2 separate regions of the Homo sapiens genome follow, and region 2 is linked to region 1. Evidence: chromatin loops called from intact Hi-C (ENCODE). Cell type or tissue: psoas muscle. All regions are shown on one strand. Links, peaks and the distances in the headings refer to the core of each region. The heading gives the core; the rest is flanking DNA. Region 1 overlaps MPRIP (myosin phosphatase Rho interacting protein). Region 2 overlaps MPRIP (myosin phosphatase Rho interacting protein).

Region 1 (15,856 bases), core at 5,343-13,342:
CAAGTCGCATGACACAACCCGGGAAGGCCATTTCCCTAGGTTCTTTGTGTATCTGTGGAACTGCGTAGGCAGGATCCAATCGATAACCCTTAATTCCTTTCTGTCACAATAACTAGTGTCAATCTGTTCCATGGCTGGTCCCATCTGAGCTCCTGTGGGGTAATCTTTAAGCCACAGCAGCAGTGAGTGGACCCAGTCCTGCCTGAGCAGCCTCATACACAGCCCTGTGCAGCAGCCATGCCCCTTGGGAAGGCCTCAGGTGAGAAAGGGACTATGTTCCCAGCCCCAGGGGGTGTTTGTGCAGGGCAGGGTCATAGAGGGCTGTTTTAATTTGGTGCCCACAGAAAAGCCAATATTGAACGAATCCTGGCTTGAACCTTTCCATTAGCCAGGATTTAAATGCACCCCAATTAACTAAGGAGCAAGCAAATCTTTTTTTTTTTTTTTTTAGACGGAGTCTCGCTCTGTCACCCAGGCTCCGCCTCCCGAGTTCACACCATTCTCCTGCCTCAGCCTTCCCAGTAGATGGGACTATAGGCGCCCACCACCACACCCAGCTAATTTTTTGTATTTTTAGTAGAGATGGGGTTTCACCATGTTAGCCAGGATGGTCTCAATCCCTGACCTTGTGATCCGCCCGTCTTGGCCTCCCAAAGCGCTGGGATTACAGGCGTGAGCCACCGCGCCCGGACAGAGCAAGCAAATCTTAAGAAAAAAAATCTGACAAAAATAAATGTGAGCCGTAAGCCTGACCCTGAGAAGTGTCAGCTCAATCCCTGGGGGACAGGATCCTGGAGGATTGGGATGACCCTGCCAGGCCCTGCCCAGAAACAGTGAGCCAGAGGTTCAGAGGAGCACAGAGAAGACACCAAGACACCCGAGAGTCTCAGAAAGGGTCAAAGCAAGAGTGATGTCATGTGTAAGCAGGTGGTGCACGTGGCAGTACAGCGTTGCTCTAGCTATCCGCGGTGATGTTTCTGACAACACAGATGGCCACGCTGGGTGGCAGGGAGAAGCCCTGGGGCAGGTAACCACTCTGTGGTTCAGGGACCTTCATGCCACTTTGAGGGTGAGGCCTGGCTCCAGCTCCAGTGTGGACTCACCTGACTATGGGTCTACCTGACCTTGAGTGCCCCTGACTAACCTTGGGCTCACCTGGCTGCAGGCTCACCTGGTTGTGGGCATTGAGCTCCTGGTTCTCACGCTGGCACTGCCGCAGGGCCTGCCGCTCGGCCTCCAGCGCCTGGGCCAGATGGGCATTCTCCAGGCACTTCTGCGAGTACTGCTCCGAGAGGACCTCCAGTTCCCGCTGCACCGACTGCAGCTCCTCCCTGGGGAGAGGGCAGCACTCACTCCTCTGCCTGCTTCTGGACAAGGCCTCTCAGAGGCCGGTGTCCCTCCTTGACACCAGACACAGCCAAGCACAGGTCAGGCCCACACAGTCTGTTGTCTTAATCAGCCTGGGTCATACAGAGTAAGGGATCCCTTACAGAGATGGCCTCACGCCCCTCCCTGGTCCTTTCTCACAGTCTGACAGTCCTACAGCTAGCACTTCTCTGGGGATGCCAGTCAGGACAGAGTCCAGTCTGCAGCCACACAGAACCCCCATTTCTAGAACTCTCTTCTGACTCAGAATTTGTTTTCAGTAAACCCACTTTTGAAGCCATCTGTGTCTGACAGCCAGGACCAGGCTCTACACAAGACCCAAAAACCCAAGCTTCCTGAGGCTGTTCTGCCACCCTGGATCCAGGAGGGCCGTCCTCCTGCAGGTGAACCAGGGATGAGGGGCTTCCAGGTGGGCCACCCTGCTCTGACCAAGGTCAGCGTGAGCCTCTACAGGGTGCTGCTGACTGCTGCCAGCTCCTGAGGCAGGGCCCCTGGCTTCGGCTATGCTATAAAGGCTCCTGGTAGAGCCTGAGTGCCGTGAGGCTCATGGTGGCCAATCTGTGGGCTTCTGGCTGTGTCAATTCTACCAAGTGAAAAAAGTCTACAGCAGTTTTTCTGGTATTTTTCTATCCTGCCTGTGCAGAGGGAATCAGCACGTGTGGTTTTAAACCACAGTGCTAGTTCTCACTTCTGCCCTGTACGACCAAGCCCGGCTGCCTGGCTCCTGGTGGGCTAGCAGGGCAGCTGTCGAAGAACACATCTGGGCAGTTGCTGGGATCAGCCCTGGACAAGAGGGGAGTTTAAGATTTCGTTTGTTACATCTCGTTCTTGGCATTTCGAGGAACAGTCTCTCTGAATAAAGGAGGCCCCACTTGGGCCATATCCTGCACTGGACAAGAGGGCATCTGAGCTGCCCTCAGCACCCAGGGGCCCCAGGCCCCACTTCTGGAGGCCTCTGCAAAGACACAGGAAGGGCCCAGCTGTGGCCTGGTCAGCACCCCAGAGGGGCCCTCCCAAGGGCAGATGGGCAGGCCCAGCCACTTACAGGTACTGGCGCCGCAGGGCCTCAACATCCGAGTTGACGCTGCTGATCTGGGACCGCTGGCTCTTCTCCAGCTCCCGCTCCATTTCCTCCCGGTGGGCGTTCTTCATGGCTTCGATGGCTGCAGGCAAGGACACGGCCTCAGCACCGAGGGACCACGCCCTTCCTGCTGACAGGGGTGGGGGTGGGGAGCTCCACACAATGGGATGGCGCCTGCCACTGCTGATGCTTGCTTAGTCAATCAGCAGTTGGATTTTGCATGACAGGCTGGCCCCTCATGAACCAATTCTCTGAGGTGGGTGCAGGCTGGGAGAATTCTTCATGAACTCCCCCTGGAAGGAATGCACGTTTGGCTTTTTTTTTGGTGTTAGAAGAAAACCAAACTGATTAAATAAATGTCATTGTTAAATTCCAACATGAGTTTATAAAACAAGCAAGCTTTTGTGCTGGTGTATTTTCTTCCTTGGAACTAAATTAACAAACCACTGAGGTGGCGATTACATAAAGGGAAGGCAGCACAAGGCGGAGGGGACGTGCTTGTTTAGGGCCACCTGCCGGTGAAGCTACATATCTTCACGCTGACGGCAGGGGCATTCTGGCCAGAGGTGGTCCCACGTTGACAGGTGTCTGTCAGGGGGAAAGTCACTGGCTGGACTGACACTGGTCAGTCTACTTGTTGGAACTGGAAAGTCACAGGTTGGGACAGCTCCTTGTGTGCAGCCGGCCACGACGGGGCTGTCAGGGGTCGAAGTGTGCGCTCTCAGTTTACAAGCTCTCAAAAGGGACCTAAAATTGGCCTTTGCCTCAGAGTGAATAGTCAAAGAACCCTTCAACAATGAAGTTTACATCTCAGCCAAAAGGCAATTTAAAGGCTGCCATTCCTCTGAGTTGTGTGTCTAGCTCAAAAAAAGCTGGCCACCCACCCTGCCCTCAGGGTTACCCCACCCCCCAACCTGAGATGGTGGCCGCTGTCTCCTCGGCTAGGAGGCGGTCTTTCTCTTCTCGAAGTTTCTCTAGCTCCCGCTGGTGCTGCCTCTGGAGATCTTCAATCTTCTTCTGGTGCGTTTCTTCCATTGCTGCAAACCCTCGCTCGCACGTGGCCTGCAAAATGCAAAAGGGACTTCATCGACTTCTTTCTTTACCTCTAAGTTGGGGGCCCTTTTAAATAAAGGAGCCAGGAATCCCACCCTGTCCAGGCCCAGCTGTGACTGGGCATTCACTGAGCTTGCTCCACCATGGGCGCCCTGAACAGGATCCCTGGGGCTGTCTGGGGATTCTCAGCAATGCCATCAGAGCATTCAGAAAAGGGTGTTACCAGTCAACTCTACCTCTTATTTCTGTGACTGTACTGTGCCCCATTTCTTCCTGGGAGAAGTTGGTATGGTAGGTGGGGACAGGCTGCTATGAAATGGAAACCAGCCAACCCTGGACCTTCCTGCGTTGCTGCCAGGTGGGACCCACAGGAAGGAAGAGAGAGCACGTGGGCAGAGGCTGGCTGTGTCTGGTCTGGAGGGACACGGTGAAAGGCCCGTAAAACAGGGATGAGGGACTTGTCTGCTGGAGGGAACCAAGGCCATTCCACATATAGGGAGTGGCCTGGCGGGCACCGGGCTGGGAGCCTCTCAACCCACAGTGGGTTGGGGGTACATAGAGTCCACTTCTGGGAGCTGGGGGTTGGGACTCTGCCACTAGCCAGCTGACAACCTCCAGCTGGTCACTTAATGCTCAGGTGTTGACTGAGGGAGTAAGATCAGGCTACAGGCTCCCCTTCCTTCTAGCCTGTGTCTTCTTTCTTACTCTTTTCTTAAAGAAGGGCACCAATGACTTAGCACCTCTGCTAACTCTAACAAGTACATGACAGGAGACCTGCTTTCCAAACTCTCCTGTGCCTCCCTAGAGCGACATAGGCATGCCCCAGGATGGGAGCAAGCCACACCAGGAAGCCCAGGCCTGGTTATCAGAGCTGTGCTCACTAACAAAGCAGGTGAGCGTGCTGCACAGCTGCCGGGAAGGGTGGGTGTGCAGCTATTTTGAGCACGGAGGCACACACTTTCTGTCTAAATCCTTCAAGTGGTCTGCTTCAGAGAAGGGACTGGGCCTCTCGCTGAGTTTTAAAAACTGGAAGAACGTGGCCACATTCCATTCCAAATTCAAGTGTGGGGGTTTCCCCACTCTGGGCTGATAGCCTGCACCACTTGGTTAATCTTCTTGCATGTGGATTCAAGAAAGGATACCAAGAAATCCTATCAGCATGCCTGGGCATTTTTCTCTGGGCCCACTTTTGGTGATGGCCAACTCTGAGAGCCTCAGGCAGTATTTCCAAACTCGTGGTCAGTCTGGACTTGACTGCAACCTATGTGCTGCTCTGGGTGAATGTCTCAGCTATTGCCACTATTAACTAGGCGTCCCATCCCCTCTCCCAGCGGCTCCACCTGGAAGCATCTGTCTCTTTCTGCCACCCTCACACCTCAGGACGGCTGCAGGAGCTCGGAGCTCTGGAGCTCCTGGTCCTCAGGCCCCAAGGTTGAGCTCTTCTTTCTTCCTCCCACTCGCTTCTGTTTGTATGTGGCTTCTCAGTTAACACATTTAACTAATAGGTCTTTTTTAATTAAAAAAAAAAAAAATATATATATATATGGAATACTTCATGAATTTGTGTGTCATCCTTGTAAAGGGGCCATACTAATCTTCTCTGTATCATTCCAATTTTAGTATATATGCTGCTAAAACGAGCACAACTAGTATTAATAGATCTTTTAAGTCTTTTTTTTTTTTCTTTGAGTCTACTTGCTGGGAAAAGTCTTATTTTGATCTGAGTGCTTTGGAATATTATGCAGGTAAGAGTCAAAAATCTAACAGAAGCACTGGGACATCTTTAAAGACCTAGTTGCTTCTTTGGAGAGAAACTATATGCTAAAAAATAATTGATCTTGCAAACAAATGTTAATTTAAGCCAATCATTCCTGACACCAAAAGAAGTTCCCCGATGACTGCAATCGTGGTGTGGTGGGAGCCTGTGGATGTCAGAGGACGGCTGTTAGGCCAAGACCCTGTCCCCAACGACCCAAGTGGAAATCTGCATAAAGTGATGAAATCTCAAGGTGCTGTCTATTTACAAGTTCTGTAAGTCTGCAGGGGTGGGTGAGAACACCACACCTGGGCTAGAAGCTCCCAGGCACAGGAGGGGACACTATGCAACGGCAGCTAAGGCAGCAGGGAGTGGACAGTGTCCAAGCCCCTGGGAGGGGCCTCATCCCGACCTGCATCATCTGTTTCTCCCTCCTAGTGACACTGGCCCAGCACAATCTCTGGTCAGTTCTCAACATAAGGCAGTCCTCTTTTTTCTGATTTCTTGCTCACTGTTGGTATAATGGCACCTGCATGGGGCCTCCCCTGCACCTGGTTGGCTAACCTAAAGCAGCCTCGGTGTGGAGGGGCCTCTTATGGATGCAGACAGGAAGCAGGGCATTGCTGTGCCCAGGCCCTGCCCCCATGGACCCTGCTGATTGTCTGGGAAGCTGCAGGGAAGGGCACTAGCAAGCGTATTTGGGGTCAAAGCAAAGGTTTGTGCAATTAACTTTTCAAGGTGCACCTGGATCCACCCATCTCAGTGCTGCTCTTGGTGAACTGACCACAGTGCCATCATATACACACACTTTGAAAACATAGCTGTTGAAACCTTCTCACAACTCATAATGGTTTTTAAAAGGTTTTGACTGATTTGGGGAAAGAATGGTGAAAAAGAGCTTCTCAGTTCTCCTGAGGTGCTCGCTGACAACCACACCTGTGTGTCTGGGTGGGGCCGAGTCCGTCACACAGAGGTGACATGTGAGCTGCTGTTTCCATTCAGAGCTACAGGAGTAACGGGCTGGGAAAAACAGGTGTCCTGCTAGACAGTGGCTGTGAGGATGTGTAGGCAGGAGCAGTGGCAGCCACCTGGGAGTCAGGAGCTTGCAGCACAATGGTGCTGGCTGTGTGCGCGCCTGGCTCTGCCACATGAGCGTGGAAGGCACCACCTGAACATGGCTTTTGAGGGGCCTAGTCATCCTAGTCATTTACTGGGGCAGCTTCCTGAGTGGAAGGAACATAAGGGCACAGGTATCATGGTAAACTTTTGAGTCTAAGGGATGATGCTTGACAGCCACACATGGTGGGTGTGGCCTGCAGCTACAAAGGGTGGGGCCAGACAGCTGGGCCTCCACTCAGCCCACCACCACCTCCAGGGCCTGGCATTTCGCCTTTGTGCTCCAGGACCTCAGGGGCGGGGATGCAGGACAGTTCTGGGGAAAATCTACTTGTAAAGGTCCTGGGGAAGGGGACAGGAGTGGCTGGAGGCTGTGCTCCGTGGGAAAGTTCTTCTCACCAGAGCACACATCAAATGCCAGTTCCAGAGAGGGACCCTCCGCCCGACTGTGCTCTCCTAGGGCAATCAGGAGGAGACTGCCCTCCAACTGGGCCCTGGCTCTCCGGGGTGTTGCTGTGAGTACAAGGCTGTCCTCAGGCAGCTGCCTCAGATTTGGGCTGGGACTGGGCCAGACGGGGTTCCCGGGGCAGGGGCAGGAAGGAGGCAAGGCTGGCAAGGGGATTGGGGGCTGCTCTCAGGAACACGGAGAGGCCGCATTAGGCAGGCAGGGAAGTGCTGGGAAGACTACGTGCTCCTCTCCCACCAGGGACCCTGGCGGCCCTCCTGCTAGTTCTCCTCCTGGTGGAGGACACTGGGGGATGCCGAACAAGAGGCTAAGCCTGCGGCCCAGGCCCTGCTGAGACCACACCATGGCTAGCAAGTAGAGGGACAGCAGCATATCCCCTCAATTCTGCCTGCACGGTAGCTGAGCCAGACGTCCCCACACCCACCCCATTATCAAGGAAGATCTGCTCTGCAAATTGAATGGGGCGTTAAGACCTTAAGGCTCTCCAAGTCCCTCTGGTACTTCTCACGCAGTGTGGCCGCGTCGCCCTCCAGGTCCTTGTGTCCCAGCTCCTCCCGCATGACATCCATCTGGGCCTCCAGCTCCTGGATGCGCTCCCTCAGCCCCGTCATGGAGTCAGCCTCTCCCTGGGTGGCCTGCCAGTTGGGGGCAGGGGCTGGCAGGGCCTTGGGGTGTGGCCCCTGGTGGAGGCAGAGGGTGTCCTGAAGGCACCTCAGGCTCTGCGAGTAGTGCTCCTGCAGGGTCCTCAGCTCCTCCTCGTGGATCGTCTGCAGCTCCCGGACCTTGAGCTGGAACCTGTCCTCCAGGGTCTGTATCTGCTCACCATGATGCCTCTCCATGTCCTGCCTGTCTCTGACCGAGGCATCCAGCTGGCTCAGGACCCGGCTGCGCTCAGCCTGCAGTGTGCTCTCGGTCCTGGTCAGCTGCTCCACCACACACCGAATCTCCTCCTCATACCTGCCCCGCAGGGTGAACATGCTCATGCTGTGCTTGCTCTCTGCATCCTCCAGACACTGCTGCTGATGGTCTAGCTGGGCGGCCTTGGCCTTGAGCTCTGCATTCTCCCTTTCAACAATGGCGATCACATCCAGGTACTCGCTCTTCTGCTTGCGGAGAAGCTCCTCATACTCCTCCCTCAGGGCCCGGGCTGCCTGTGCCTGCTCTGAGCAGGAGGGCTCCCGGGTTTGCCAGGACTCCTTGCAGAGCTGGAGCTCCTTCTCATATTCTAGCCGGATTCTGCAGGACGCATAGCAAACCTGGGCCTGAATAATGGCATCCTGAACCAACAATGAAGAATACTGACCGAGGCCTCCCAAACAAGTGTTATACGAGAGACTCTGGGACACCTGGAGAAGCTTCTGGCAATCTCTCAGCGATTCCACAGGTGGCAGAGATGGTAAGGCAGCCGCTATCTCCTCTAAGAGGCTGGCCTTCTCCTTCAGCTGCTGGGCAAGCTCCTCCTGAATAGCAACAAAGGCCCCAGGGCTCTGGTCAGACACATCGAAGGGCTCCTGAGAGCTGTCTGAGTCTCGGCCCAGGACTTCTCCTAAGGGGCTCAGGTCCCAGGACAGCTGAACACCATCTTCATGGCCCGCTGGAAGCCTGAGGGCTTCCAAGACCTGCTGCATCACTCTTTCAAAGTCTGGGGTTTGGTAGGCTCCCAGGATTTCCCTCAGCAGGCATTTGTGCTGCCGCAGGGCCGTCTGGGTGCCCCGCAGGGTCTCCTGGATGCTCTGTAGCCTGCGGTGGAACGACTCCCTCACTGACTGTGTGGCAAAGCTGAGCTCTGCCCTGACCCATGTGGCATTGGCCAGGATGGGGGCCAGGCCCTGTGGGATGCTTTGCTGCCCGTCTCCTGAGGCACCGACTGCCTCTCCTCCCAGTGTCCCCAAGTGCTTCCTCAGAGACTCAACCTGGCTCCAGAACTCACCATCCACTAGGACCTTCCTGGCCCAGGTGTCTACGGGGGCCCCAGCAGATTCCATCGGTGGCTGTCCTGACCAAGAAATCTCATGGAGCATTCGGGAGACATCTGATGTTGTGTTCTTCAGGGAATCTGCTATCTGGCTGATCAGCGAGGCCTCCAGAGCAATCTGGTCAGAAAGAAGCCTCACCTGCTCCTGCTCTGTCAACTCAGACTGGGAGCACTGCTGCAGGGAGGCAGGCTTCCCATTCTCCTCGGTGCCACCTGTCTCCAGCTGTGCACGGGCCCCGCCATGGGCTGGGGCCGGCCAGTGCTGCAGGGCTTGGATGGCGCTGACGAGTGCACTCTCCACACTGGCCAGGGAGGCTGCGCGTGCGTCCTGCTCATCCTCCTGGCTGGCCCTAGGCAGAGATCTCAGTTGTTCTCGGCAATTTTCCAGGCACATCAGGGCCTGACTATTCTTGACCTGGAAGTCCCCAAGCTCTCCAACATGCCCTTCAACCCTCCTGGCCCTCTCCTGCCTCTCCTGCTCCAGCTGGGAGGCCAGTGCGCCAACCTGGAGCAGGCTGGCGCGGAGCTGCTCACGCAGCTGGGCCTCGGTGCCCGCCCACTGGTGGTGCAGTGCGAGCAGTGCCTCACGGCTCTGACCCTGCTGGCTCTCCAGCCTCACGGTCACGTCTTTGAGCTTTTCCTCTGTGACGTAGAGCTTGGTCTCCAGGGAGTGGATGATGGAGAGGTACGTGTCAGAGTCGCCAGTTGCAGGCAGTACACTGGGTGCAGGCTCTGAGGACATGCTTTCTTCCGAGGGTGACCGGTCCTGGCTGGTGTCGGAAGATGTGCTGCTGGTCCAGGTCTTCTCAGACCCTTCGGGGTGAATGTATCTTTGGCACTGGATTGTGGAGAACCGGATTCTTTGCCTTTTAACACCAGGTGCCCCTTGGTCGAGTTTGGCTGTGCCCTGCTGATGGCCCTCCCTGTCAAGCACTTCCACTGACTTTGGGGGCACCATGCTGTCTTCCCTACTGGGGCTGCCATCACCGTACTCTTCCCCCGGAGGAGCCCCCAGGTCCTCGTCCTCATCCTCGAGCCTTGTGTGTGGGAGGCCTAGAGGTGCCCTAGTGGCTTGGACTGGTTGGCCTGGGAGCAAAGTGCCATCCCTTTCTGTCTCTTCAGGGGTACTCCGTGGCTCTTCCATGTCCTTTGGAGATTCACTTGCAAATTTCCTTAAAATCTCTTCTTTTGCCTGGAGCTTAATTTCTGTTTCCTCTAAGCTGCTCCCCAAGGCAACCATTTTAACCAAAGCCTCATTGAGGTCCTGCTCCTTCTTCTCCAGAACCTTCTCATGTGCTTCCTTAATGCGCTCCAGCTCTTCCTCCTTCTCTCTCAGCAGAGTGTGCATGCTCTGCAGCTGGCTGGAGACCCTCTGGTAGGAGTGCTCCAGGCTCTGGTTGTCAGCCTCTCTTCTCCTCAGCTTTTCCCGGAGCTCAGCCACATCCTCGTCGGACGTGGCCACGCGCTCTGTCAGCTCCTGGAACCGCTGTCTGAGGAGGTCCCGCTCGTCACAGAGGCTCTGCACGTGCTCTGCGAGCCTGCGCACGCTGGCCTCTCGTGCCTCCAGCTGCTCCTCCAGCTGGTGCACCTGCTCACTGCCCTCGAAAGTGGCGCTCAGCTTCTCCTTCTGCAGGGTCTCCACCTGCTGTGCCTGACCCTGCAGCTGGTCCTCATAGGCGCTGGCCTTGTCTTCCACTTCCTTTAGGTTCTGCAGCAATGCCTGCTTCTCCTTCTCACAGCTCTCCAGCAGCAGCTCATAGTTTCTCTGCAGCTTCTCCTCCATCAGCCGCTGCGCCTGCTCACTGGCGCCCAGTTGCTGGCTGAGGTCGGCAATGCGCTCCTGCAGCCTCTGGACCTCCTTCTGCCGGTCCCGCTGCAGCGCCTGCTGTGTCTCCAGGCCCCGTAGCTCCTGCGTCTTCTCCAGCAGCAGGGCCTCAGCACTCTTGAGCTTCTGCTCGCTAGCCCTCAGCTGGCTGCTCAGCGCCGCCTCGCTGTGTTGCCGCTCCTCCAGCTGCTCGCGGACCCGGCCCTGCTCCCGCTTCAGGTCGCCCTTGAGCTTGGCCAGCGCCTGCTCCTTGATGGCTAGCTCAGCGGCCGCATTGCTGAGCCGTGCCTGAAGGCTCCGGATCTCAGCCTCGTGGTGCCGGATCGTGTCCTTGGCCTCCCCATAGCTACGCTTCAGGGTCTGAATCTGGTGTGTAATCAGCTCCTGGCGCTGGCACTGGGCTTCAAGCTCACTTTGAAGGTCTTGGTTGACTCTATGGAGCCTCTGCCAGGCACCCGATGGGGAGGCGGCCACTTCAGTCTTAAAAAAACCGATTAAATACTGGTTAGTAACACTCGGGCCTCCCAGTTCTGAGTGTCACACCTCTGGCCAGGAACAACCACAGAAAGCTCCTTGATGGCTTTGGCTTTTATCCTTTGTACAACTTTATTTTTTTTTCCCATTAAAAAAATCCAACAAATTTTCTTTTTTTTTTTTTTTAGTAAGTAGCTGCTTCCAGGTAAACAGAAAACATGGACAATAACATCAGAAAACAGCTTTAACCAAACAGCTTCTAGGAGAAATAAACCAAACAAAACTGAATAATGGAACACACTAAGAAGCAAAACAAAGACTAAAGGACAAGAGAGCGCCAGGAAGAGGGACAGGCGGGAGGAGCACAGCACCTGCAGCTGTTTGTTTCACAAAACAAAAAGTACGCAGTCTTGACAACAAATCCTAAACAAGCGCAGGACACAAGGTGTAGGTAAATGATGCCACTTCCTTCTAAGACAGGAGGAGAAGGAAGGAAGGTAACACTCGGGAGATGTCAGCAAGGTGACATCCAAACATTTTCCTGTGGAAAGTGTAGTCAGTCCTCTAGAGTAACAGGAAGAACTAATCTCTACCTGTAAGAAGTCAAAACGAGGGGGGAACGGGAACCATGGAGTAAGATACAATAATCAACAAAACAAACAAACCTTTGTGGAGTTCAAAATAAGAAAAAGTGAAGCATGCAAAAACAAAACACAACGTAAATGAAACAAAACTCCCCACACTGAAAGGCATGCAGAGACAGAACTCATTAATATAGGGAAAAACAACACAAACAAGAGTGAGCCGAGCCCAGCCTAAGAATCTGGCCTGCCTATGGCTCCCTCTCGGTCTGCTGGCCGGGGAAGCCACAGATGTGACACTCAGTTATGTTAAGTTCAAGTTACACTTCACACTCAATGTCCAAATCATGCAAGCTCCTCCCAGCAGTTAGTATAGCACCCACCCCAGTAGCTGGCTCCTGACCCTTAACCCCACAGACCCCCTGCTCATTCTGAGTCGTGATTAAAAGCATTTCCAAAGCATAAAGGGTGGTGAGAAGTCACAGGTTATTAGACTTAGGGAAAAGGTATTAAAGACCAGCTTTGCCCAGTGCTGACCAACAGGGGCTTCAGTGTAGGCTCATGCAATTATGCAAGTTAGACAGAGGTAGGTTCCTAGGTTAGCAATGTGCAAAGTCCGCTGCTTAGTACAAGTTGAGTATCCCTTATCCAAAATACTTGGGACAAGAACTGTTTCGGATTTTAAAATATTTGCATTCTACTTACTGGGTGAGCATCCCCAATCCAAAAATCCAAAATCTGAAATGCTCCAGTGAGCATTTCCTTTCAGCATAATGTCAGCGTTCAGTTTTGGATTTTGGAGCATTTCAGATTTTCGAATTTGGGATGCTGAACTTTTATCTTTACTACCTGATTTGAAGCCAGTTCTTATAGGATGAGGCCCAATCAAGAATTAAAAAGATGCTCCTCAAACCTGGAGGGCAAGCGCAAATGACCTTGGCAGGGAGGCCCACAGGGAGGCCCTGTTCACCAGGTCTGAACAGGGCATGGCAATGACTATGGCAGAAGAGGCTGGAGAGGAGAGTCTAGGGCATGTGGGGCAGAAAGAAAGAGAAGGCCCAGGGAGCACACAGGAGAAGAAACAGCAGAGAGTCTGCAAAGAGGCAGACTATGGTCAGAGGCCAGCTGAGTGCCCCTGTTCCATCTGCTGCCTGGGACAACTCAGACCAAGGTCAGCGCACTGCGGTCTGCAAATGTAGACAATACGTGACAGAGACTCGGGGTCTAAGAGCCGGAAGGGCCCTCAGGGATCACTGGGTCTAAGTCTACACAGGCAGCAGACTGCCGCTGTAGAGGAGGGGACACATGCACTTGCTTTGGGGGTCAGTAGCAGGGCCAAGTCTTGAACCTAGGACCTTGATTCTAATGTTATACCCTCAGCCTTTGCCGAGAACTTAGGCTCCCTGTTCTGGTACCCCACTTCACTTCTCCTGCAGTATTTATATATCAATCTTCCTATCACAATCTCCTCTACCACTCAATGGGGACAAGAGTATATCTGTTTTATGCCCAATACCTGGCACAAGGCCTGGCACGCTGCAGGAAAGTCAGCAGACATAGGCACGCCCTTGGGCCAGGCTAGCTCCAGCCTTGTGACACCCCTATATCAGGGCTCTGTGGTACAGGATCTCAGTGGAGGTATCCCGGGGTTGGGCTAGTAGTGGTAAGAGCCCCAGCTCTGCCTGCCAGGTGTGGTATAGAAACAGATGGGAATGGGGTCCAGTACTAGCTTTGCCACTGACTTGCTGTTGGTTGTAAGCAGGCACTGGACTTGCTGTGTGATTCAATGTCTTCAATCTGTACAATAGGTCCAATATTACTATAGTGAAAACTATGAGAAATCACATGCAAATGTATGGTATTTACAATAAATGTATATTGGCTACTTTCAGAGTCAAAGGGAAAGGTCACCAAAATCATTTTATTACCAAAAAAAGTCCTTAGATATAGAGGTTTCAGGGAGATTCCCCAAAATGTCATATCAGGAGGGAAAAACAAACAGACCCCCCCAAGCACATTGAGTGTCCAGTCCTGTGGCAGAAAAGCCCAGGGGCATGAGCTCCTGGGAGACACCCCTGCTCAGCCAAGTTTTGCACACTCCTAGCCTGCCTGAGCATGAACCCTTCACACTGAAGCTCCTGAGCGCACCATGGGCCACAGCAGCCCCTCCACCCTACCTGCAGCACGTAGCCCTCACGGGCGCTCTGCTCCCGGCCCAGGGCCACCCTCAGCTGGTCCTGCAGGAGCCGGTTCTGCTCCAGAAGGTCTGAGGCCTCCTTCTGGCTCTGCTCCAGCTGTTGGCAAAAAGACACACACTTTTATGCAAAATGACAATGATAAACAAAGCAGCTGCACAGCACAGACTCTTTCACTGGTCTTCCATGTGGCCCAAGAGTTTTGGAGTCTCCACATTTCAGCAGATGTGCTGATATGGCCTTTACCAGCAGCATTTGGAAGTGAAGGTTCCAATGCAAGCCATCAGTAACAATGGCAGACTTGGTACCTTATGGGCACCAAGGGACTACCTTGTCCTTCCCTACTCCAGGCACCCCTGGATGCCCACATACTTCCCACACCTGCTCAAGGTTCCAACATGCACGCCCTATATAGGTGCCAAGGCCCATACGGGGTGTTCATTTCTGAGAAGGGGAATGTGTCCACTGGGGAACAAGGGTTTTGCATCTGCATCTGGAGGAAGCACCCCATGGGGTCCTTTGGGTGTCCTCAGCTGGTCACACAGGCCAGGCTAGGCTCTACAGGGACCACTGTGAGTGGTGGCCCCAAGCAGGCCTCACTCCAGGGCCCACTATGGTCTCAACTGAAACCACTCCATTTGACCAGCTTTACATGATGGATTCCACAAAGTTCTGTTTGCAAAAAGAGTTCCCGCAGTTCCCTCAAACAAGGTGTGGATACCCATGAGTAAGCTATTTTACACTCTTCTTGCTTTCAACAGCTTCAGCTACTCATTCATCCATCCACCTCTTCCCTACACACCTCCCAGGTGCCTCCTGATGCCTGGCCATGTGCAGGGCTACCCAACCTGCTCCCAGAGCTCGTGCTGAATGGAGCTGTGTGTGTGGTGGACAGTCAGGCCAGTGCCGCCCAGGGTGCTGACAGACTGTGCTGTGAGAGGCGGGGAGACCCCTGACTTTTATTTATTTTTTTTGAGATGGACTCTCGCTCTGTCGCCAGGCTGGAGTACGATGGTGCGATCTCAGGTCACTGCAACCTCTGCCTCCTGGGTTCAAGTGATTCTCCTGCCTCAGCCTTCCAAGTAGCTGGGACTACAGGAATGCACCACCATGCCCAGCTAATTTTTGTATTTTTAGTAGAGACGGGGTTTCACCATGTTGGCCGGATGGTCTTGATCTCTTGACCTTGTGATCCGCCCGCCTCGGCCTCCCAAAGTACCGGGATTACAGGCGTGAGCCACCATGCCCAGCCGACCCCTGACTTTTAAACAGTGAAGACTGACCCCCCAGATTGTTGAGCCAGTGTGTCGCCTGCTGGCTGGCCCATTTTGGTAGCCTGAAGTAATGTGAGTTTCAACTGTTATTTTATTTCATCTTGCCTTTGTTACTTGTTAATGGATGAGGAAAATGAAAAAGTACAAGTATTAGTGCTGGTGGTAACTCAGCCTCATACAGTTAATAAAATACAAAAAAGATGAGAAGCTTGAGGCATACCCAAGTGGCAAATCTTTAACAAGCTACTTACGTAAGAGAACACATTTGAAACACAGTGTTGAAAACTGTCCCTAAATGGAGAGTGAAACAGGGAGTTCTACAAAAACTGTAACGCTACACCTCCCCAGCTACGAGACTCCCTGCCCAGACATGTCAATCTACCACTGAAGTTCTGCAGACTGGATTTCTGCATACATTTCCATGAAAGAACATCTTATTTTATAGTTCGGGGGCCAGCTTGTTCATCTATGTACCTAGGTGCACTGAAGGCCTCGTGGAGGAGTGACAGTCACAGGGCAGCCTTCATCCACAGCCTACCCTGCCTCACCACTGTCTTCTGCTTCATATCCTCATGACCTAGGACCCAGCTGTCATCTCCTGCTGGATGCCCCTGGCTTCAGATCTGATCGGCCGTCCCCAAGCCACTGTAAGAGCACCTGGGGCTGGTCTCTGC
Region 2 (15,856 bases), core at 3,038-11,037, 57 kb after region 1:
TGTTGGTCTGAAGCCACCACCCCAGCCTTGGGCCAATGACTCTGCTGCAACCAGCAGATGGTAAAGTTGTGAGATGATGCTGCATGACTCCATTTACATCAAGCGTCCAGGACAGGCCAATCGATAAAGATGGGAAGCAGGAGGGGAGGAGTGGCGGTGGCAGCTAAGGGATGCAGGGTTTGTTTGGGGGTTGATGAAAAATGCTCTGAAATTAGATTGTGTTGGTGGTTGTATAACCACGTGAATATCCTCAAAGACAATGACCTGTACACTTCAAACAAAACAAAACAGAACACTGCACAGATAACAGGGAGAAACCACAGGCTCAGCAGCAAGCAGGCCAGGCCTTCCAACAGGCCTTCATGGCTCCATCACGAGAAAGAGCTCGCCTCCCTGCCAACCCAGGCCTGGAAGGCCCTCTACACCCCACCTCTCCCTAACGTCTGGACGTGGAAACTCAGGCCCAGGCTTCCTAACTCCTAGCCCACCACAGCATGCCGCCTCCATCACAGAAGAAGCAGGAACCATGCAGTCAGGGCCAAAATCCCGAGGCCCTACCTTTCCTTCCCTCTACTGGAATGTGACAGTGGGTGTCACCACAGACGCAGAGCTACCGCTCCCATCCCAAGTAGGCCCTCTTCTAAGATTCAGCTCTGGCCCCAGAGACAGTGCATGCTTTCTGAGGCATTCGTGGATTAGCAGGAGGGGGCCTCCAAGATGTGCAGCATCTGCTAATGCCAGCAGCAACAATGCAGTGTGGGCCTCGCCCCAGCCTTGGTGCTGCAGTGCGTGGGCTGGGCCTTCTGCTACAAGTGACTTTGTGGGATGCTGAGGAAATGACCCGTTCAGGGCTTTCCCAGGGGCATAGTTAGAACCACTAAACTACTTTTTTTTTAACGGAGAAAATAAGAAAACAAGGACCTTTTTCACTTGCTGCCAAGACCAGGAAGTTCCTCCTCACACCTGCTACGCCAGGCTGGCCTGCTGGCTTCGGCCGCTGCCTGGGCAGCGAGATACCAGGGCCCCCGCCAAATGGCCAAGGGCCCTCTGCCAGAGGAGCTTCCCTTGGGAGCCCTCACCCAGTTAAGGCCCACCTTCCTCCTAAAACTGGTGGTGGGTGGGCGGGGGGTAGATGGGAAGAAGGTAGGAGAGGCATGGGAACTGGGGAAGAACAGCTTTTCATCCCCCTCACCCACCACAATGGTCAGCTAGCAGGATCCACCAACCAAGGGTGACACTACACCATATGCAACAATGAACTTGAAATGGAGCAGATACCTCAATGCAAGAACAAAGGCTATAAAATGCACAGAAGACCAAGGAAAAAAGCCCTGTAACACTGGATTTAGCAACCATTTCTTGGATATGACGCCAAAAGCACAAGCAACAAAAGAAAAAAAAAAGATAAACTAGACTTCATCAAAATTAAAAACCTTTGTACATCTAAGGACCAAGAGAGCGAAAAGGCAACCTAGGGAAGGGAAGGGAATACTTGCAAATCATATATCTGACAAAGTATTAGTATCTAGAATAAACAGCTCCTAAAACTCAACAACAAAAAACAATTAAAAATAGACAAAGGATGTGAATATACAAAGAAGATATACAAATGGCCAAGACACACATAAAAAGGTGCCTGACGTCATTAGTCATTAGAAAATGAAAGTCACCTAGCACTTCAGAAGGCCAAAGCAGGAGGATTGCTTGGGGCCAGAAGTTTGAGACCAACCTGGGCAAGATAGTGAGACCTCATCTCTAAAAATAAAAATTAAAAAATAAATAGCCAGATGTGGTGGTGTACTCTTATAGTCCCAGTTACTTGGGAGCAGGGAGGATCCCTTGAGCCCAGGAGTTCGAGGTTGCAGTGAGCTGTGATGGCACCACTGCACTCCAGTCTGGGCAACAGAGTGAGACCCTGTCTCTTAAGTAAAAAAAAAAAAAAAAAAAGAAAAGAAAAGAAAAGAAAATGCAAATCACATCAGCCACAATGAGATGCTAGTTCACATTCACTAGGGTAGAGGTAAGTTAAAAAACAGAAAACTGTCAGTGTTGGTGAGGTCATGGAGTAACTGGAACCGTGGTGCAGCCACTCTGGAAAGCAGTATGGAGCTTCTTCAAAAAATTAAACTGGACTTTATAGATTTGCTGTTTCATCCAGCAATTCCACTTGTAGGTATATACCCAGAGGAACTGAACACAGGGACTCGAACAGATATTTGTACACCCACGTACCATGGCAGCATTATTCACAATAGCCAACAGATGGAAGCAGCTCCAGTGTCCACCAATAGATAGATGAATAAACAAAATGTAGTATGTATATACACTGCCATATAATTCAGCCATAAAAAGGAAAGAAATTCTGGTATGTGCTATACTATGGATGAATCTTGAAAACACTATGCTAAGTGCAATAAGCCAGTCACAAAAGGATAGATACTGTATGATTCCACTTATGTGAAGCACCCAAAGTACTCAAATTCATAGAGAGTAGAATGGTGGTTGCCAGGGTGAGAACAGCTACTGGCAAATTTCTTTTCAAAAATTCTGTACCTGACCTATACCCCAGCTACCTTTCTCTGGCATTTCTGTCCCTGTCTTCATAGAAAACAGACCCTTGAGAGCTATACCACTAGTGATGGACTCAGCTGGGGAGGGCAGGCAGGGATACCAATCAGTGGAAGAAGAGACTGCAGGGCAGGGCCAGGAGCCGTCTGCAAGGGCAGCCTCAAGTTGCCACCCCCCAGGGCATGAAACAGTTCCAGCCCCAACCCTGGGGAGTCCCCAAGTGGACAGCTCCCAAAGCTCATGGGAGCTAGTGAGACCCCAAGTTCCATCCCAGCTGTCTGAGCTCGGAGGACCGCTGGGAAACAGCCCAGGGCTGAGGATGCCTCACTGGCCTCCTGTGGCCAGGGAGAAAGGACAGAGTGAGTTGGCTGTGTCACCAGCAGAAATGCCTAGCCTCTCCCAAGGCCCGCGTGCTACTCAGTGGGGATGGAACGCAGTACAGGCACAGCCTGAGGGCCGCCTCATCCTCCCTCCCTCCCCCTCAACGCCACCGGCTGCGCTGAAACACCTTTGTCCAGTGGCACCAACCCACAGCCCAGTTGCAGCCCTGTCCTCAGGAGGCTGTCCTCCTCCCGCAGAGCTGGGCTCCCCTTAAAGGGGCAGAGGGGAGGAGGCTGGGAGTAAGTGGAACTCAGTTCATGGGAGCGATGAACCATGCAGATGACGGTCCTGAGTGAGCCCTGCAGGAGCAGACGGCAGGAGCCAGGACTGTTCCACGTACAGAGGACAGGGGCAGCTGGGGAGGGGCTGGGGCTGCGGGGCAGGGCCACCATCCCCCAAATCCTTTAACTCCATGGCATCTACTGGACATCAGGCTTGGGGTCACAGTGATGAGGAAGACATGGTGCCTGCCACAGACTTCATGATACGGGGGGAAGAGAGGGCATACATAGCTGCTGTGAGATGGGCACTTGTGGGATGCAGGGGCAAGGAGGCCGGGTTTGGAGGATTCAGATGTCTTAAAGGTGGCCCCAGGCACAAGGCTCGAGACTTGTCCTGGGAGATCCCGACAGAGAGAGCTAGGCCCAAGGAGTGGGAGGGCAGAGACAGAGCTCAGCTGGAGATAAGAAAGCGCCGTTACCCAGGCCTTTCACACAGGCATGTTCTGTCCCGCAAGTATGAGGTGTATCACTGCCATCGCATACACAGGGACACCAGTTGGAAAAGCGCAGCAGCATGCCCAAGGTGGACCACGCTGCCCACAGCACCCGCACACCTCGTAAATATTAATATTTACCCAACACCTGCTCTGTGGGGTGCCGACGACTGTCATGCGACAATGAACAGAACTGATGAAACCTGGCCTGGACGGTTGCCCTTCCAAGCAGTCGGGCAAGCTAAACAAATGCCAGGGTGGGTAGCATGTGGGGAAGGGCCTCGGTGAGAAGCCAGCAGATATGGTGGGAAAGGCCTCCTGGGAACAGAGAGTGAGTGGGCAGTGCTGGGGAAGGCGGCCCGCTTGAGGGAGACTGGGCACAGGTCTGACCAGACATCACACTCAGGAAGGTAGGAGACTGCCTGCTGTTGGTACCGCCCGTAACAGCTGAGTCAGTCCGCAGTTCCCACTTGGTCCTGCTGCCTCGGTTTAACAGGCAGAAGAGTCTGAACAAGTCCTACAACAGAACATGCGGTCCCAAGAGGGACGCTGGCTTCACTCTCCACAGCTGTTCCCCAGCATGGTCTCTCAGGGGCCACCCGTTGCCAGGTCTCCCTCCTCAGCAGAAGCAGAAAACAGAGACCCCCCTGGACACACAGGCCAGCAGGCAGGTGCCCAGGCTGCAGGGGAGATGGGAAAAAGCCCCTGGTGAGGCTCCCTGCTGAGCCCCCACTTCCTAGCTTTCCTCTCATGACCTGGGGCCCTGGTCCTGCCTCAGGACACCTGCTGGGGCCTTCATGGCCAGGGTGCTGGTCTTCCCTGTCCTTCAAGGGCAAGGCCACTGGCACCTGCTTTCCAGGTCCTTCTTAGCAGCCTGGCCTACAGTGGCTTCCTCTCTCTTCGAGTCTCTATGGTACTTTTTTTTTTTTTTTTTTTTTTTTTTGGGACTACCCCTTGTGAAACAGGGCTCTCCCACGACACTGTGCCTAGAGGTTTTTTCTTTTTTTTTTGGTTTTTTTTTTTAAACTTTTAAAATAACCTTTTAATTTCAGAATAGATTCACATTTACAGAAAAGAAGACAAGAGTGTGTGAAGAGTTCTCCTACACCTCTCACCCAGTTTACCCTGTTATTAATACATCAGTGCAGTGCATTTGCTACAATGAATAAACCAATACTGACCTGTTATTAACTAAAGCTCACACCTCATTCAGCACAACTTGATTCAGGTGGCCTCAGCTTGCATCTACTGTTCTCCTGCTCCAAGATCCCACTCAGGACCCCACATCACATTAAGTGTCCTGTCCCCTGAGGCTCCTTTTGGCTGCAACAGTTTCTCAGACCTTCTGTGTTTTGGGTGACCTTGATGGTTTTGAGGAGTGCTGATCAGGTGTGTTGTAGACTGCACCTCAATTTGGGTTTGTCTGACGTTGTTCTCACGACTAGACTGTGGTTATGTGTTTAAGGGAGGACAACCATAGAGGTGATACCCCTTCTCTTCCCATCCTTCCAAGGCTTCACGACTGATCACTGTTGATGATGACCTTAAGTGCCTGGCTGGGGTCGTGCCTGTCAGTTTCTCTGCTGCAGAGCTGCTCCCCACCCCTGTGCTCTCTGGAAGGAAGTCACCACTCAACACGGAGTGGGGAGCTATGGCCATCTCCTTAAGTAAGGAGTAGCTGCATAAATAACCTGGAATTCTGCACAGGACATTTTGTTTCTTCTCTCCCATTTATTTATTTCTTTACTAAATGATTTCCTTATGCCAATACGGACTTGTGGATTTTATATCTTGTCTTAGTCTGTTTTGTGCCGCTATAAGGGAATACCTGAAGCTGGGTCATCTATAAAGAAAAAGAGGGTTATTTGGCTCACAATTCTGGATGGCTGGAAAGTTCAAGATTGGGGATCTCATCTGGGGAGGGCCTTGTGCTGCTCTACTCAGGGTGGAAGGCAAATGGGCGCTGGTGTGTGCAGAGATCACATGGTCAGAGAGGAGGGCGGGAGTGAGAAGGAAGCTGCCAGGCACTTTTTAACAACAAGGTCTCCAGGAAACTAACAGAGCAAGAACCCACTTGCTGCCCCGCCCAGGGCAGGGCACTGATCTACTCATGAGGGATCTGCCCTCATGACCCAAACGCCTCCCAACTAGGCCCCACCTCCAACACTGGGGAACACATTTCAACGTGAGGTTTGGAGGGGACAAACATCCACACTACACCATAATCCAACATTACAGTATTTATTTTGTTGCTCAAAGTGTTCCAGCTTTGGACACTGGGAGCTTTTCAGCCGGCTCCCATGTCCCCCTGACACACCCCCATCCGCATGTGCACCTGTGCAGCCTCAAAGCACTTCCTGGCATTGCAAGGTGCTTCATGTACCTTTAGGGTATATTTCCCGCCCCAGCCCTAGAATTGATCATTTCCTCCAGAAGCCCTGGTTTACTTTTATTGGAAAGTGCCATTAAAAATCAAGATCTGGATGGCAGGTGTGCTCATTGTTTCGCGGGTCTCACAGCTTCTAGGCCCTCTCCGCTAATGGAACAAGGAAATAGAGGTGTATATAACCTGGGCATACCACATATCTATAAACACTTCTCTCTGTATCCTTATGTATCTTTATTAAAGTCTCTATCAACTAAACACACTAGCACCTCCGTGGATCAGTCTAGCCTCCTTCCCTTGCCTGCCTGTTCCTTGTCACTGTGTGCAACAGTGGCTCCTGCCACCTGCCGTCCATTTACTTAACTGTTGAATCCCAGTACACAGGCATTGTGGTCTCAAAAGTGTCAGTACTCGTGTGAGAGAACTGCTTTCCCTTGCACACAGAGCCTATGTATGGCTCCTCTGGCCTCTTGGCTTGCAGACTCCACTCTACTGCAAAAGTGCACACTCCCTTTTACACCACTGTCTGGAAGTCCCTCTGGTGAATTCTCAGAGAAGAACCTGCAACGGTGCCCCATATACCCACGAGCTCAGCAGTGGGCAGAACGGATACTGATTGAATATTTTATACCTTCAGCATGAGTTTTTGAGACCTTTCCAAGGCATGTTTGGATAAGAAGGGAGGGGAACAAAGTGGCGAGGGTAAGGAGAGGACACAGAAGGAAAGGGAGAGAAGGGGGCTAAGGGCCCTTCAGCCTGTTTGAGCGCTTTCAGAAATCTGCGCACCACAGCCGGCGGGAGAAGTTGCACTGGAGAAGAGGCAGTGCTAGCATACAGGTGGGCGGAGTGCTGCCACTGGTGGCTTCAGATGGAGCTTCCTGTGTCCCAGCTTGCCTGGTCTCCAAGTCTGCCTGAGCCTGAGAGGGAGAGGGCGCTGCCATGCCACATGGTGTAACTGCCTTTTCTGCCCAAAGGCCTGCCAGGCAGATCTAGAGAAAACAAGCTGCTGTTTGCTGCAGTGAGACTGAAAGCAATGCAGCTGTGAGGCCCATAACATTCACCCGGCCCCACCCCCAGCACCCTCCCGGTCACCCCTGAGGGATCTACAGCAGGGAGAAGCAGCTTCAGGGGGCCCAGACCTCTCTAGAGGCTAGAGACAAAGGCCAGCTGGCTTAAAATGGAAGGTTTTAGAGCTTAAAGCAATGGTTCCAAACTTTTGCTGAATAATGTAATCACCTGGGAAGATTTCAAAATAGAGGTTCTATGCCCAGAGAGAGACTCAGATTTAAATTCTCAGATGTAGGGCTGAGGCATAGGAATTCTTAAAAGCTTCTCTAGTGATTCTAATGTTCAGCCAAGGCTGGGAACCACTGCCTCAAAGGGAGACCTTGATCTATATTTGATGCCAGAGGCTTGGCTCCGATGGCTGTCTGTCCCAGGCTGGCCACCCAGCTGTATTAAGTCACTTACAGCTTTTTGCTGGGCCAAAGAGGGCCTGATGAAAGCAAAGAAAGACAGAAGAGTGTGGAGACAAAATGCAGCTGTAAAGAGCCTGCTGGCAGTGGGGGTGAATGGACATGCTGGAGCTGCGATTATGATTCATAAAGTGCTTGGGGACAGTACCCTGAAAGGCCATGCCAGCCACAAGAAAACGAAACCCTCAGGCAGCCTGAGGGACAAGGCAGGAGGGAGGGCCATCCTTCTCCAGCAGGCCTGGGAAAAAGGGAGAGGTGGTGGCTGTGTCAGGCAACTGCTCTATCTACAGGGAAATGGCCCTTGCAGGTATGTGAGGCGGGACATGTGGCCAGGGCTCCGGGCAGGCCCCTGAGCAGCGAGCAACCTCTGCAGCCCTGGCCCTAAGCGGGCATACCATAGGTTCTCACACATGCACCTTCCTGCCAACCACTTACAGACACAGAGGGCAGCAGGCAGGCACAGAGGAACCCATGCAAGCTGGAAGCCCAAAGGACTTCAAATCACCTGCTGGGGAGAAACTTAAGATTCCAAACCAGCTAGAGAGATGGGAACTCAAGAACGAGCTCAATGCACAACAGGAATCTCTGGGTTTCCCCCGCCATCAGAGTCTCAGACACGAAGGGGACAAAGGAGGGTAGGGATTGCTCTCTAGCAGGGGATGTGCAGGACCAGCCTGGGCCTGTGTGCCAAATCCACCTGAATACAGGCCAGGCCACAGCCCTCCCTGTTGCGCCCCAGGACACTGAACTCCAGAGGAAGCTGCTGCGTGAGATGATGCAGGTGTCTCCCTGCACCAACAGTGTCAGGCTCACAAGGCACCTGCCAGCCCCAAGCCTTCTAAGGACAGGTCTTGTGCCCAAATGCCAGATGCCGGAGCAACCTGAATAGCACCCAGCCTCTGTCTGGCTCCTGCTCCCCACATCTACCCAAACCTGGCAGCAGCCTTGAAGTCCCCGCCCTGCCCAGGCTCTGAGGCTCCTTCCTGAAGACTCTTGTCTTCAGTGACTTTGTCACTGGGAGGAATTGGGCCTCCTGGCAGTAAGTCCAGAACCCTGAAAGAAGCTCTCTGGTGTTCTCAGAACTGATTCACAGAGAAAACCCACAAACACCAATCCACCCCCTCACTCTAAAGGGAGGGGCAGGGGGCTAGAGCCCATTAAATCCCGACACCCTCCAGGCTACGTTTCCAAAGGACAGGAGCAGAAGCTAAGAATAGACCAAATGTGTTGTAGATAAAACTTTCCTTGAGAAAGGGGTATGACATTAAGTTCCTCTTTGGCTTATTTTCTGCTTCCAAAGACTTCCCCACCCAATAAAATAATTATTAAGAACTGAGATCCTCTGCCAGCATTCCAGGAAGGCCAGCATCTGGGAAAGAAGTCGTTATCTTGGATGCTCTCATCTGCCTCTCTCCCACTGGGAATTCCCAATCTGCTTCTCAGAAATCCAACTTGTTATGGGAGCTTTGCATCAACAGTGATGTTTGAAGACCTATCCTTCTAGCCTGCCACTCCTACCTTGTCCTTCCAAGGTTGGGAAAATGTAGTTGGTCAGTTATGATGGCATAGTGGTGATTTCCTTCCATGTGTGGCGTCTTTTTTCCTTGTGTTCAGCCCTGACCCACCCATCCTCTGAGACTGACCTGCCTCCCAGACTAAACAGCTCTGCATCCCGGATCTCTCCAGCAGGCCTGGCCAGCCTTCACCAGTCAAAGCCACTGAGGGACTCAGGAAGATCCGGTTCTGGAAGGAGGAGAGGAAACACTATGTGGATTCTGTCTGGTGGGCACTGTCCAGGTCTCAAAGCACCAAGCTCTGTGGAGGGCAGGCTCCAGAGCGCTCTTGCTGCCCTCTCTCTGAAGTGGTGGAGGCTCAACTCTTTCAAGATCACAGGTTCTGCCCACGCCAGGCATGGTGTGTTCCTGCTGCTGCCTGCCCAGGATCAAGTCCTCTGGGCAGAGGGGCTTCTACAAGTCGACCACAAAGAGTGAAGCAGCAGAAACACCAAGACACAGACTCCCTGGAAAAGACCAAGAGTGTAGGAATCCAGTTGCCTTTCACCCATTCAGTCACTCAGTAGAAAACGGGGTACTGAGCACCTCTGCTGTGTTGGACGCCGGCAGGGCTGAGAAAGACATGGTGGTGAGGCCACCCCGTGCCTCACTGCAACACTGCAGACACTTCGCCCTGGACAAGCTCCCACACCCACCTGGAGATGCCGTGCTCTGAGATCCCTCAAAGCCACTGAGGGACTCAGGAAGATCCTGATCATGGTACTGGCTACACAGGTGTGCTTAATCTGTGAAACTTCATCAAGCTGAACCTGGGATGCACATGTTTTTTTGTCTTACGGCTTGCCACAATAAAAGGTTTCTTTAACATGCCTCCCTTTGAGTGGCAGATGTCCTATATGGGGTAGGAAAAACTATTTTAAAGATCAAAACCTTAACCTAATCCTAACCCTAAATAAAGATCAAAACTATTATAAAGATCAAATCCTTGAAAGGAAGGCCCTGCCTAGGCCACCAGGCTGGTAATGGCTGAGCTGGAATTAGGGCCCAAATCAGACCCCCTTCCCATAGTCCTGGAGTCACACTGTTTCCAGGGAACAGCCCTCACTGAAAAGTATCTCATTACAGGACGTCGGATAATCAGAGACAGCGTCTCTCACACCACCACCAGTGAGTGACTGCCTGCCCTCCTCTGCCTCAGTGGCCTGACTCAGTGGCCAAGGGACCCATCCATCTCTGAGGTGAGAGCTTTCCTGTCTTGACTGGTCTCCAAGACAAGGTGAACAGGGACCTCACCTCTACCTCCTTCTTAGGGGGCGAGAACAGTACTGCCCCAGTCAAGAGGAGCACGGGGGAATGGAGGGGTCCCCACCCAGTTTCAAGACCGACTCCGCCTCCCTAGGAGTATGGATGTAGAAAGATATGTGACCCCACAATAGCAATGGGCAACCCTGGACTCTTAGGAGACTGTTGGCCAGAGAGCAGCAACAGGGGCTGCCTGGGGGTGCTGGCTGAGGCCTGCAGTGAAAAAGCCCAAGAGCATCCCTGTTGGGCCCTCGACCTGCCCCACCACGAGGGTGGGTGAGACATGCTGTGGGACAGCAGGCAGTGCTCCCTGCCCTGGGAGAAAGCGATGCCCATCCCAGGTTCCATCGAATGGAATTAGTGCCTACTTGAGGATGAACAACAAAAGTCTATTTGTAGGCTTCTGTGTGTGGTTTATATAACCCTAAAGTGGACTGTGACAGGGAAGACAGGAGAAAGCAGCAAACACGCCCAGTGGATACCTGGGACCACTCTACCAAAGCACCTGGAAGCAACAAGGCCCCTCTCAACTCCACCACATGCCAACCACCCTCCCTAAACCAAGAAGAATCCCAACAGAGAAACCTGAACAAGTGCCCACACTGGGCCCCAGAGTGGGCTCAGGGAAATAATGAAGAGGGGTCTTAAGGACAAAGCTGGTGGCCCATACCACTGAGCCACAGGCCCATGCTTTTATGAAAGATGGAAGGGAGACTGGAAGCGTGGGTGCTCCGAAGGGAGGCAGCGGCTCCCTGCAGCAAGCTAGCTGGCACAGCACTGAGACCTCGTGGGTGGCTGAGGGGGAGGCAAGGAGCAGACGCAGCGGAAAGAAAACAATTGGGGCTCTGTCTCTCTGTGACACAGGACAGGTACTCTGCTAGCAGCCAGGGGAAGGTGACAGGGACAAAAGGAAGGACGGAGAAACGGTTCTGCCTTCACGGCTCCCCACCAGGCTTGAACACAGCCGTGGACTGGTCGGGAGGAAGGAAGGATGAAAGACACGGCCACCCAGCTGGCAGGAACAATCCTTGCCCACCCTTCATGCCACATCTCCTCAGGACACAGAAGCAATTCTCTACCAGGAAGGGGACAATGAATTCTGTTAGTTCACCAAAAACTCGCTCATGGCCAAAGGTTCTATGCAGCAGCACCCCACGGTCATGCAGCCTGGTACACTGCTGTATGCACATCCAGAAAACAGACACTCACGTCCACACATCAGGAGCGCTGGCACCATGTTAGATGGTGCAGGCACATGGTCACATAGCAGTGGGACGACTCAGACTCTCTAGGCCTCAGTTTTCCTCATCTGTATAATGGAGGTAAGCATGAGGCCTATTCCCTAAAGGCTGTCACAAGAATTAACTGAGAGTGTTTACGAGCACTTAGTGTCTGTGTCACATGAATATCTGACACAAATCAAACAGACATTATTCATTACCATCTTAGTTTTATCCTGAGGAAATGGGCTCACACGCCATTCCCAGAGCCACCAGGGACACACAGAGTTCCTTTCCTTTGGGAAAAAGCTAAATGATGACTGTTCCCGAGAAAACACCTGGTCTCCCATCCTAGGAGATATCTCACTGCTAAAAAGGAACAAAGAGGCTTTACTCGAAGGTTTGGTTCTTCGGCTTAAAATAAAGTGAGGGCATCAAAAGTGAGAGAAATCATGTGCGAAGGGCCATCATCTGAGGCAGGATGTAGGACAGCATTTTTAAAACCAATCTGTTTTCCTGCAGAGAGTAATGCTTCCATCTTTTTCAATACTCTTTTCAGCCCCCACCCCTGATGTCCTGATATAGCAGATAAAAGGGGGAGATCTTATTAGGAAGGAACCAACATCAATGCTGACAACCCACTGGAAATTACTTAAGAGACAGAGCAGGGGCCTGGGAAGGGGCAGTTTTTTTTAACAGCAAAAGCCTCCGTCTCCTGCAAAAACAAATCTGCTTTGGTCAGGGCATGAACTTCAGCTCTTTCCACGTAAAAAGAGAAGGCCAAACAGAAGGATCAAAGCACAAGGTGAGCTGGTTAAGCTCCACCAGGACCTCCAATTAGGCAGCTTACTAAAAATAGCAGCCGCTGCTCCCAAAGAGCCACTGCAAGATACCCTCACGGCTGCCGGCCCTGGGGTCTGAGCTGCTTTCCCAGCAGTGCTGATGGGGACACATGGCTGGGGACAGGGCCAGCTCCTGGTGACAAGCCTGACCTCCTTAGCTCCACACGTCACCAATGCTTTTTTCCATACTTTCACCAGAGCGCATCTGACATAACCTCCTCATCTTACAAAGACCCCATGGCCAGAGTGGAAGTGACTTAATCTGTGGCTGCCTGAACTGCCTGGGCCTTCTGACTTAGTCCAGTACTCGCTCCACCACACCACTCTGCCTCAAGGGAGACAAGGCCTTGGCATGGAGGAAACAGGCTAGCTGTACCTGGAGGCTGGCACACATGAGTCTTCCAACCCCCAGCACTCTCACACTTGTGTCAAAGTACATGAGGCCTGCATGCAGCATCAACTCTTGGAGCCCATGCCAGACAGAAGTGGTTACAAACGGGACAAACAGAGGTCCACCCCCAGAAGGGTGCAGGTTTGGCTGGGTAAGGGCAGGAAGAAGAATTACATGGAGCTGCCTGTCCACAGTGTCGACCTCAACGTTGCCCAGCAGGGCCCTAACCTTTCAGATGTTTCCTTCAGAGTCCTCTGTGGACAGGTGTCCACTAGCTGGGCTGGAACTGCAGAAGACAGGGAGGGTGGGTGTGCTGCCAGCAGATGCCACCTGGGCCACAGAGTGAGGGGTACCTGTGTCAGCCCAGGCCTGGCCTCTCTTGGGGGTGTGTATACCAAGCGCATGGGACATGAGACATGGCCATCTCACTACCTCCTTAATGACCCTGAGGAGGGGGCTGTCACCACTGCACAGGTGAGAAAGTGGCTTAGCCAAGGCTGCTCCACTAGTCATGGGTGGACCTGCTCGCACACTCCACACGTGCCCTGACGATCACCTGCCCCATCACAATGACCTGGCAGAGAAGAAAGCCTGACAGCTCCGCACTGCACCAGCCCTTTGGAGGCCCAGGTGTCTCAGCACTGAAGGGGCAGCAGAGGGATTGGCTTTCTTGGCATCTCCCACAATGCCTGGCACAACATAGAGTACAAGGCAGGTGCTCATGTAGGCCAAAGGAGAGGCAAGGGCCTTGTACACTTGGGGAGCTGATGGTATAGCCCCCTTCCTGGCCCAAGGCCTGGCCTTGACTATGGGTAACGCAGACAGGAGTGGCCCATAAAGACAGGAAGGGAGGCTGGGTGCGGTGGCTCATGCCTGTAATTCCAGCGTTTTGGGAGGCCGAGGCAGGAGGATTGCTTGAGTCCAGGAGTTTGGGACCAGCCTGGGCAACATAGGGAGATCCTGTCTCTATTTTTAAAAAATAAAAAAAATTAAAAAAAAAAATGAAGATAGGAAAGGAAAGCCTAGAAGCCAGAGGACTACACCCACCTGGACGTTTCCTCTTCCTCAGCCCCCAGCTCCCTGCGGGTGACATTTGAGCCAAGGGTAAGCCAGCCCTCTTTTAGGCCAAGCCTGACCTCCTGGACATCAGGATGTAGAGCCAAGGCAGGCAGGCTTTCTGGGCATGGCTTGAAGGCAGCCCATGGCCTGGAAAGGGCACTTGAACTGCAGCTGCCTGAGCAGTCTGCAAACCTGCCACAGGAGCCATAGCAGTACCTACCCTACGGGCCTTTTCCATTCTATTTCTAGAACTCTACCCTCAGGAAACAATTCCCCAGGCAGGAAAATATATACACAACTGAAGTCCTCACTGCTGTCTACACTACTGTTTAATGTTGCTGAAGGTTTTTCTTTGAAGTAACTATATATATATTTTTTTTGTTGTTGTTGTTTAAAAAAAATTTTTTTTGAGATGGAGTTTCACTCTTGTTGCCCAGGCTGGAGTGCAGTGGTGCAATCTCAGCTCACTGCAACCTCTGCCTCCCGAGTTCAAGCGATTCTCCTGCCTCAGCCTCAGCCTGAGTGGCTGGGATTACAGGCGCCTGCCACCATGTCTGGCTAATTTTTGTATTTTTTAGTAGAGATGGGGTTTCATCCTGTTGGCCAGGCTGGTCTCGAACTCCTGACCTCAGGTGATCCACCTGCCTTGGCATCCCAAAGTGCTGGGATTACAGGTGTGGGCCACCAGGCCCGGCCTTTTCTTTCTTAATATCCGGATATAACATTACTGAAATGTTAAACTCTGCTTCTTAACCAGTTGGCAGGTGTCACTGGGCCTGAGACCAGGAAGATACTTTATTGAGGGTGAAGCAAGGCTCTCCCTTGCTCAGAGGGCCACACAAGCATAGCAGGACATGGCAGAAGGTTCCCCTGCCTTCTCCCCAACTCTTAAGATAAATTCCCTGAGTGAAGCAGAAGGGTGGCAGAGAAGACAGGATATAGCGCTCCACTGAGTTCTGGTTTAAATCCACAGTCATCCTAAAAAACTGTTCTTATTCTCCCCATTCTACAGATGAGGAAATTTAGGTTTAGTGAGATTGCAAAACTGTTCAAGGTTAGCTAATGCAGTGGTCCCCAAACTTTTTGGTACCAAGGACCACTTTTGTGGAAGGCAGTTTTTCCAGGGCCACAGGGAATGGATGGATGGTTTCAGGATTATTTAAGCGCATTACATTTACTGTGCACTTTATTTCTATTATTATTACATACTCACCATAATGTAGAATCAATCAGTGGGAGCCCTGAGCTTGTTTTCCTGCAACTAGATGGTGCCATCTGAGGGTGATGGGAGACAGTAACAGATCATCAGGCATTAGACTCTCATAAGGAGCACACAACCTAGACCCCTTGCATGTGCAGTTCAGAACTGGCTTCACGCTCCTATGAAAATCTAATGCTGAAAGAGGTGGAGCTCAGGCAGTAATGCTAGCTCGCCTGCCACTCACCTCCTGCTGTGCAGCCCAGTTCCTAATAAGCCATGGACCTGCCTGGGCACTGGGGACCCCTGAGCCAACAGATGGCAGAACTGAAATACACACACACACACACCAATTCATGTATTTTCTGACAAAGTGCTTGAAGACAGACTAATCCAATTTCGTTTGTTTTGACTGGTTCGACAAGGGGGAAAAAGCCCAGCTTGAAATGAGCTGTGAGTCTGGCCTCTGTACCCTGGACTCACTGGGTCAGCCGTGCCATGCTCTCCAAGCCAGACTGAACTTGGTGATTCAGGAAGGGCATTGAGGCGCTCTGGAAACCTTGGATCTCAAGTCAGAATCTCTTTGGAATGGGGAAGGTAGGCTTCCAAATTAACGTGTTTCCAAGTCAATTCTAAATCTGTACCCTTCTATTCAACCCGCCGTCCAGGACAGCTATAGTGCAGGGTGGAGCCTGGTCAGAGCCACCAAAGGACCTCCAAAAGGTGGGCCTCCCCACCCAGCGCCATCCCAGGAGGAGACCACCACACAAGGATAAGTGTCCCCTTGCCTGCCACGAGTGACATC

Evidence for each region. Peaks named below come from ENCODE experiments on the same cell type or tissue, not always from the same donor. Only the 100,000 strongest peaks of a DNase experiment are listed, where the experiment ranks them.
Region 2: a loop joins it to region 1, with 2.9 times the contacts of the local background. A loop is called at or near these places in 1 of 110 quality-filtered maps.

What each region holds. Positions count from the first base shown.
Region 1 is chr17:17,159,391-17,175,246 of GRCh38, reverse strand. It overlaps MPRIP (myosin phosphatase Rho interacting protein), which reads right to left. Exons shown (of 24, transcript NM_001364716.4): 15 at 13,891-14,007; 16 at 7,332-11,138; 17 at 3,382-3,529; 18 at 2,432-2,549; 19 at 1,172-1,331. It also overlaps the pseudogene RNU6-767P. Among named protein-coding and RNA genes, the nearest start is that of PLD6, 39 kb to the left of the region's middle. RefSeq lists enhancers at 2,355-3,014, 3,015-3,674, 7,405-8,007. In psoas muscle, for the core only: no CTCF peak of the experiment used is centred there; a DNase peak (open chromatin) is centred at 9,176; H3K27ac peaks cover 516 bases.
Region 2 is chr17:17,099,977-17,115,832 of GRCh38, reverse strand. All of the region lies in intron 3 of MPRIP (myosin phosphatase Rho interacting protein), which reads right to left. Among named protein-coding and RNA genes, the nearest start is that of MPRIP, 65 kb to the right of the region's middle. RefSeq lists enhancers at 7,023-7,547, 7,568-7,767. In psoas muscle, for the core only: a CTCF peak has its summit at 6,391 (motif pointing left); DNase peaks (open chromatin) are centred at 4,052, 5,782, 6,962 and 7,742; H3K27ac peaks cover 6,766 bases.